Regions from separate parts of the Homo sapiens genome. Here region 1 is linked to region 2. Evidence: chromatin contacts called from ENCODE Hi-C or POLR2A ChIA-PET data. All regions are on one chromosome and are shown on one strand. Each heading gives the region's core, a stretch centred on a gene start or an enhancer-like site at or near the end of the contact. The rest is flanking DNA. Distances are from core to core; before and after follow the strand shown. Region 1 overlaps EPS15-AS1 (EPS15 antisense RNA 1). Region 2 holds the start of CDKN2C (cyclin dependent kinase inhibitor 2C).

The links. A loop is a pair of places that touch in the nucleus more often than their neighbours do. ChIA-PET counts read pairs that join two places held with the same protein, here RNA polymerase II (POLR2A). Pooled maps may share reads with other maps.
Region 1: a map of naive thymus-derived CD4-positive, alpha-beta T cell shows a loop between it and region 2 (18-fold over the local background). The contact joins the enhancer-like site here to the promoter of CDKN2C in region 2. A Hi-C loop is called at or near these places in 1 of 168 maps with a recorded cell type or tissue (naive thymus-derived CD4-positive, alpha-beta T cell) and 6 of 50 pooled maps. POLR2A ChIA-PET finds 5 or more read pairs at or near these places in 1 of 52 experiments (activated B cell).

The regions. Positions count from the first base shown.
Region 1 is chr1:51,567,945-51,572,238 of GRCh38, forward strand. The region is part of intron 2 of EPS15-AS1 (EPS15 antisense RNA 1); the gene reads left to right. It also overlaps a transcript of OSBPL9 not described here and the pseudogene CALR4P. Among named protein-coding and RNA genes, the nearest start is that of OSBPL9, 47 kb to the right of the region's middle. RefSeq lists enhancers at 1,314-1,363, 1,524-1,683. Within about 2 kb of position 1,992, at least 16 of the 41 ENCODE cell types and tissues checked have a DNase peak (open chromatin) inside an H3K27ac peak, as active enhancers do.
Region 2 is chr1:50,968,212-50,971,981 of GRCh38, forward strand. CDKN2C (cyclin dependent kinase inhibitor 2C) reads left to right here and starts at 2,034. Exons shown (of 2, transcript NM_078626.3): 1 at 2,034-2,286. The coding sequence starts at 2,158. RefSeq lists silencers at 293-552, 1,103-1,372 and an enhancer at 803-872.

The DNA of each region.
Region 1 (4,294 bases), core at 742-3,241, 600 kb after region 2:
GTCCCAGCAGGATATAGATGGCACAATCAAATTTGGGATTATTTGAGAAGGATTTAATAAAAGGACTATTTACAAAGGTTGGGGCAGGACATTGTGAAAACATAAAGTATAGTGCTATGCTCAGGGCTAGCAACAATGGGGTTCTACCCCTAGGCCTAAAGGGGCTAGAAGGAGTGCTTGCCAGAGCCTGGAAGAAAGAATCCTGTGGAAAAGACAGGCAAGAGAGAAGCTGACTTTCAGTTGAGGAACACAACTCTCTTTTCCATCTCTGATCTCCCAGGGCTCCCATTGACCAAACCCAACCAGAAACCCCTTCTGTGTCAGGCATTTTATACCATGTCATTTAATTCTTACAAGTAGGTGTTACTATCCCCCACTTTTAGCTGGGAAAATTGTGGCTCAGAACAGTTAAGCAGGTTGCTCAAAGACAAACAGCTAGTAAGTAGCATTGTTGGTATTCAAACCCAAGGCTACCTAGAAACAGAGCCTGGGGCCCTTTATGCTTTGTAAAAACTCTAGAGGGAACTCTAGAGATCATCAGTGTCTCTGAGCCCAGAAAGCCTTATCTGCCAACAGTTGGGAATAGATTTAACATAATTTTCTTTTCTTTTCTTTTTTTTGAGACGGAGTCTCAGAGTCTCACTCTGTCACCCAGGCTGTCGCCCAGGCTGGAGTGTAGTGGTGCAACCTCAGCTCACTGCAACCTCTGCTTCCCAGGTTCAAGCAATTCTGCTGCCTCAGCCTCCTGAGTACCTGGAATTACAGGCTCCCGCCACCACACCTGGCTAATTTTTCTTTTTCTCGAGACGGAGTCTTGCTCTATCAGCCAGGCTAGAGTGCAGTGGTGCAATCTCGGCTCACTACAACCTCCATCTCCCAGGTTCAAGCAATTATCCTGCCTGGTATTACAGGTGCTAGCCACCATGCCTGGCTAATGTTTGTATTTTCAGTAGAGATGGGGTTTCACCATGTTGGCCAGGATGCTCTCGAACTCCTGACCTCAAGTGATCTACCCGCCTCAGCCCCCCGCCACCCAGAGTGCTGGAATTACAGGGGTGAGCCACTGCACCCAGCCTTAACTTAATTTTCAACCTTACCTCCCATGTTACCACTCTCACTATCCAAAACACACACGTGCTTAAGTAAGATCTGGACTGCCCCAAGGAGGCCTAGTTACATATTTAGGTTACAGATACAACACTCTGGACACATTTCAGATGCTAAAAAAAGGTCACTTCCTTGACCTCCTGTGCCTTTCTCTCACTGAGGCAGAGTACAATGCCTTATTGTAGTGTACCTGTGAGAGGGTCTACGTAGCTGATGACCTCCTTCTCCTCTTCTGAGAACTGGAAAATGTCTCCCTGTGCTATAGATTTCTTAATATGGTACCATGTGCCTCCCCACCTCTGTGGTTTACTTATATTAACATTCAGGTTTAGAGTTGCTTTTTTCAGGTCTTTGAAGAGTCCTGCCACATGGAGGCGGGGTGGAGTTATCATATTAGACATTTTCTGTTCCAAGTGAATCTGAGCGTTTTCAACAACTACAGTGGCTGTCATTAGGACCTAATGGAGCTGACAGTGACTGCTATCAGAGAGCTTACCAAACATGATGTGATACTTGGATCCTGAGTGCATATCCTCCTGGTTCAGGGTGGCAGGAAAGAGTTTTACATATCCGCCACCACAATACTTCCTTTGCTTGTGTTTTACTGAAAACTGAAACACCAAGGTCTCATTCTCATTGCTGAATGCTTCAACCTGGTTGAGAAGGCATAAAACTTGGCATGTTCACTGGTTTGGAGACCTAGAAGCAGAAAGCACAGAGTCTTCAGGCTTAAATACCCAAAAAGCAGCCAGAGAGATCCAGCACTTGACCTCACCAATCTCTGGTATTTTCTTCCATACCTGTGCTGAAAGCTTTGCACACATACTTTTATTCAAGCCTCAGAGCAACCCTGCAAAATGAGTATTATCTCCACTTTACAATCAGGAGGCTGAGTCATAAGGAGGTGAGTCACCTGCCTAGGGCCACATAGCTAGCAAGGAGCCAAGCTGGAATTTTAAGCCACGTTTGTCTGATTCTTTCTGCATACCATGCTACCTCTGATTTTCAAGAGATACTTGAAGACTGTTCTACAACTTTACAAAACAAAGGCCTGTTTTTCCGAGGCTCCCCTGGGTGACCAGAATGAGGTTCTACCATACAAAAATGCTGTGGTAGAAAGAGCCCCTGCACTTTCTGGACATCTTTCTACCATAGCCTCGTAGATCAAATAGTAATCACTGCTAACATTCACTGAACACTTACTCGTTACCAATGTGTTTCATTCACATATATTACTACTGTACTTAATCTTCATAATAACCCCATGAAGTGGGTTCTCCTAATTTCTCTGCTTTATCATGAAGCCATTGAGGCTATTTCACTTGTGCAGGATCACTCAACCAGTTCATTTAATTCTAGAGCCCCCATCTTCAACTATAAGACTTTACTTCCTCCTCCAGAGAGTATCAGGGTAATAATAGATCTCAGAGCCTTTCTAGTCTAACCACATTACTTTATAGATGAGCAGACCAAGCCCCAGGGAGGAAAGGTTACTTACTCAAGATGACAGAGTCACAAATGAAATCATGCCATACAAGCAAAGTCTCCTGGCCTCCAGGCTAGTGGTCTTTCTATTATTCCATGCTGCTGCCCAGCTTACTGGTTAGGGCTCTGTTAACTCTCTGAGTCTCAGTTTCATATCAGCAAAACGTGGAGAATTATTCCTATCTCATAGGATTCCTGGTGAAGGTCAAGTGAGTAAGAGATCTGAGAAGTACTTTGTAAACTGTCAACATAAAATGTAAGGGGCTATCATTATTCGTACTTGGTGAGGTTCCTTTTTTTTTTGGAGACGGAGTCTTGCTCTGTCGCCAGGCTGGAGTGCAGTGGCATAATCTCGGCTCACTGCAACCTCCGCCTCCCAGGTTCAAATGATTCTCCTGCCTCAGCCTCCCAAGTGGCTGGGATTATAGGTTCCCGCCACCACGCCCGGCTAATTTTGTATTTTTAGTAGAGATGGGGTTTCAGCATGTTGGCCAGGCTGGTCTCGAACTCCTGACAGGCGTGAGTCACCACACCCGGCTGGGTCCTTCCTTATGATCCCACAGCTCTCTGTACTTTCCTGGGTCACACTATGTTGAAACTAGGTTTATTTCAGTCTCTTTGAATAATTTTTAGCTTCTGAAGAACAGGTGCATCTTTATATTCCCTGAATCTGGAACAGGACCTGACATAGAAGAAAGACTCAATAAGTATGTGTTAAATTACACAGAAGAATCACAGGTCCTGATTCAGACATCTCAAGAGCACTTATTGTACACCAGGCTCTGTGGTAAACACTTTCATGTCTGACATTATGTTAGGAGTTGTCTACATTTTAAATAATATGCTTGGCCTGGCATGGTGGTTCATGCCTCTAATCCCAGTACTTTAGTATGTCAGGGCAGGAGGACTGCTTGAGGCCAGGAGTTTAAGACCAGCATGGGCAACATAATGAGACCTTGTCTTTGCAAAAAAAATTAAAAATTAGTTGGGGATGGTGGTACATGCCTGTAGTCCCAGCTACTCCAGAGGCTGAGGTGGGAGAAGCATTTGGGCCCAGGAGTTTGAGGCTGCAGTGAGCTACGATCACACCATTGCACTCCAGCCTGGGTGACAGAGCAAGACCCTGTCTTAATCAAAACAAAACAAAATTGAACAAAGTATGCTTACTTCCCCAAAGACCCCAAGAACAGCTAGAGTAACCAGGGAAGACTTCACGGAGGAGGGCGTGTGCACAAGGCAAAGAGCACCGAACCTGCAGGCAAGACCAAGTTTTGAGTCTCTATTCTGCCAAACCCTACTTCGTAGCTCAATTCCACCTGCCTTCTCTCTGAGCCTCTTTTGTAACCCAGGACTCTTCTAAAGAACTAGGAGGAATCCAATGAACCTGAGTGGGATACAATGTGAGGGACAACAACCAAGAAACCACACTGAGAGGAGATGAGTGGCTGAGCAGACTACCCTCACTGGCATCACCAAGGCACAGCTTCCCGTGGGTCACACCGTCTCCAATTTCTCTCTACTCTGGAAATGGTTTTCCCTTTAATACCGTTTAATACTCTGGGAACAGTTTTCCAGAGTGGATTTAAAATTTAAGATTCTCAAGCCAGTTCATAATTCTCTCCTTTAATCAATATGAAAATGAGATTCATAACAGTAGCCAGGAGGAAGAAGATAGGAAATCACTTCAGGGAAAGATCAATGA
Region 2 (3,770 bases), core at 784-3,283:
CCGCAGCCTGGCCGCCCGAACTTTGCGAGCCTGGCGGGGGAGCACAGAGGCGGGCCGACCTGCCCCGCTAGCGCTGAGGAACGACTCCCTTTATGCCAGCTCGCTGTCCGCCTTCCCGCAGCGTACGCTGCGGAGCCTCAAAGACCCTGCGGCCCTCCACAACCGTCTTAAATAACAAACCCCTGTCCTCGCCCCCGTAGGAATTGGGGCAGCTGGGGGTTCGCGTCACAGACTCAAGCCCGCCAGCAGAAGGGCAGGCCGGACTTCGCGGGGCCGAACCCCGCTCCAGCTGGGGACAGGCCGCCTAGCCGGCAGGAGGGAGCCGGCGCGAGAGACTTGACGGGAGGAGGTGGAGAGCGGGAGGCGGGAATGAGGGCGCGGGACCGGGCGGGCGGAGCGTGCGAGACTGCGAGCGCGAGCGCCAGCAGGGCGGAGGGCGGGGCGTGGGCGGCGCCCGGCCTTCCCGCTCCCGCGGCGCTGCAACTCTGCCGAGCCTCCTTAAAACTCTGCCGTTAAAATGGGGGCGGGTTTTTCAACTCAAAAAGCGCTCAATTTTTTTCTTTTCAAAAAAAGCTGATGAGGTCGGAAAAAAGGGAGAAGAAACCGGCACCCTCTCTGAGAGGCAACAGAAGCAGCAATTGTTTCAGCGAAAAAAGCAGCAAGGGAGGGAGTGAAGGAAAAAAGCAAAAAAGGGGGCGACACGCAAGTGCCTGTAGGGGTGAAAGGAGCAGGGACCGGCGATCTAGGGGGGGATCAGCTACAAAAGAAACTGTCACTGGGAGCGGTGCGGCCAAGGAGGAAGCAGTGCTGCCAGGCTCTGCTCCAGGGCACAGCTGGCTGGCGGCTGCCCTGTCCGCAGCAAAGGGGCACAGGCCGGGGACCGCGAGAGGTGGCAAAGTGGCACCGGGCGCCGAGGCTGCTGAGCGCTCGCCGAGACGGCGACCGGACTGGCTGCCCCGGAACTGCGGCGACTCTCCCTACTCAGAACTTGGCCTACGTTTCCCAGGACTCTCCCCATCTCCAGAGGCCCCCACAAAACCGGGAAAGGAAGGAAAGGACAGCGGCGGCAGCAGCTCAATGAGTGCCTACAGCAGAAAGCCTGAACGAGCTCGGTCGTAGGCGGGAAGTTCCCGGGGGGGCTGCCCAGTGCAGCCGCAATGCTGCCGCGAGCTGCCCCAGCAGTCCGGGCTCCGTAGACGCTTTCCGCATCACTCTCCTTCCTCGGGCTGCCGGGAGTCCCGGGACCTGGCGGGGCCGGCATGACGGGCTTCTCGGGGGCCCGCCGCACGCCCGGCAGCCTCCGGAGACGCGCGCCGAGCCCGGCTCCCACGGCCTCTGAGGCTCGGCGGGGCTGCGGCTGCCTGGCGGGCGGGCTCCGGAGCTTTCCTGAGCGGCATTAGCCCACGGCTTGGCCCGGACGCGACCAAAGGCTCTTCTGGAGAAGCCCAGAGCACTGGGCAATCGTTACGACCTGTAACTTGAGGGCCACCGAACTGCTACTCCCGTTCGCCTTTGGCGATCATCTTTTAACCCTCCGGAGCACGTCAGCATCCAGCCACCGCGGCGCTCTCCCAGCAGCGGAGGACCCAGGACTATCCCTTCGGCGAGACGGATGGAAACCGAGCCCCCTGGAGGACCTGCCCCTGCAGTTCTGCCTCACACGGCTCAAGTCACCACCGTGAACAAGGGTGGGTGAATGCCTTTTCTTCCCCCTGAATGTCTTTCCTTCCGCGGTATTTTCTGCCCCGATCTATAGTCCCTTGAGTCTCCACACACACTCCTCACAGAGATCTGTAGCGTAGGTACGTGACAGCTCTGCCTACATCTGACGTCCGGAGTCATTAACCAGGAATGTATGTGTGTCTGTGTGTCTCTCTGTGGAGTCGTCAGAATTCTTCATAGGGGTTAAGCTAAAAAAGCGAGGCGAGGAGCCCCTCTCCAATGGCTCAGTTTTGCTGAATAATCACGTGTGAATCGAGGGGCGGGCTTTTGGCAGGCAGATCTTACTAGTATTTACTACCAAGCTCTACTCCAGATTAACCATCCCAGTCCTTCTGTCAGTCTCCGATGCCATCATGCAGCCTGGTTAGGAGCAAAGGAAAGGGGAAAAAGAAAAACGACTAATTCATCTTTTCCTGATCGTCAGGACCCTAAAGAATGGCCGAGCCTTGGGGGAACGAGTTGGCGTCCGCAGCTGCCAGGGGGGACCTAGAGCAACTTACTAGTTTGTTGCAAAATAATGTAAACGTCAATGCACAAAATGGATTTGGAAGGACTGCGCTGCAGGTTGGTATTAAGAGAGGTGGGGAAAACAAGTCAATAATGTTGCCTACGTGACCCGGGTTTCTAGATTTACAGCTTTTAAGCTTTCAGGGACATAAAATTTCACTGTTTTTAAACCTAGTTGGTTGCCATATTTTATATCTTTAAGTGGATGCAACTTCTCAAAATGACGTACTTTGAACAAACTCCTCAAATCCAATAACATCCTTGATATCAAGTGGGGTCCAGATTTGGTCTTAGTTTTTGGAATGTTTTTGTGACGGTGGGGATTTTAAAGTAGTCAGTGTAGGGCCGAGGTTTGTTTGTTTTGTTTTGTTTTTAAAGACAGCTCTGTAAACACATTATTATGATTATTATTTGAAGTAAATACACTGCTATTAGTGGTTTTACGTACTTTGCCCCCAATAATAGACTTTAACGTTAATTTTCTTGACTACTGATGAGGGTGTTTTTCCTTCAAATGCTTCAAGTTTTGACAAACGACCTTTCCTCGTTTGGAATGGGTGGCCTGGGCACCGGGACAGGATGTACATTTTACAGTTAATGTAATACCATCCACTCATTCAGGAGTCGGGAGGAATAAAAAGTTGAATTTTCTAATCAGAGCTCAGCTGCAGTGTCTTTGTCTCTACGGTCATGCCGTGGTGTGCTCTAATTTTCAGTAATTAGATTTACAGGCAACAATTGACACATGTCCAGCTGCCAAGTATTGTACCTGATAATTTTTTTCCTCTTCTGAATGTTATCATGTAACTTAGGTGAAAGGCTTAGAAACAGAAAAATGACAAAATAGTTTAAAATAGTTGCTTTATCAGAGTTCTGATGATATTCTTATGAGCTATTCTTATTTGGAAATGCAACACTTGAAGCTGTTTTTGAAAACCCAGTGGGGAGAGGGTTTTTAGAGGGCTTTGTTTCGGTTACAAGAATTAAAAATTTAAGTGCCAAGAGATATACTATTAACAAACAAAGTCCATACAGTCTGTACATTTTCAGTCAGAATACACTGGCCTTGCAAAAATTTCAGTATTAAGGAAGTTTATGCACAGATACTAAATTATTTATCTTGTTATTGCTGCTACATTAAGTAATGATTTTTTTTCCTTTTTCTACCTAGTAGTTTTGAACAGGTTTAGTGATGATAGCAAAGTAACAAATTTAATATATTGAAAAGTTTCCTTTTGAAAACTCAAAAGATTATATAAACTTCACAAAGAATGAACTACTTAACCCATGTTCATGATAAGATTTTACAGGATTTTTGACGAACAGGAAGACTGGGAAATTAATAATATTCTTTTAAAAAGTTTTGACAAACATTTTTAATACAACTTTGCAATCTTGTTTATATTAAACATACTTATCAAGATACTAACACCCACTTATTGTGGCTTAGTCCTTGTACATATAACGAAACACACACACAGAAACTGGAGTTTCAAGGCTTATTTTCAATATGTATAATCCTGACTCTGAAGTTGTGTCAT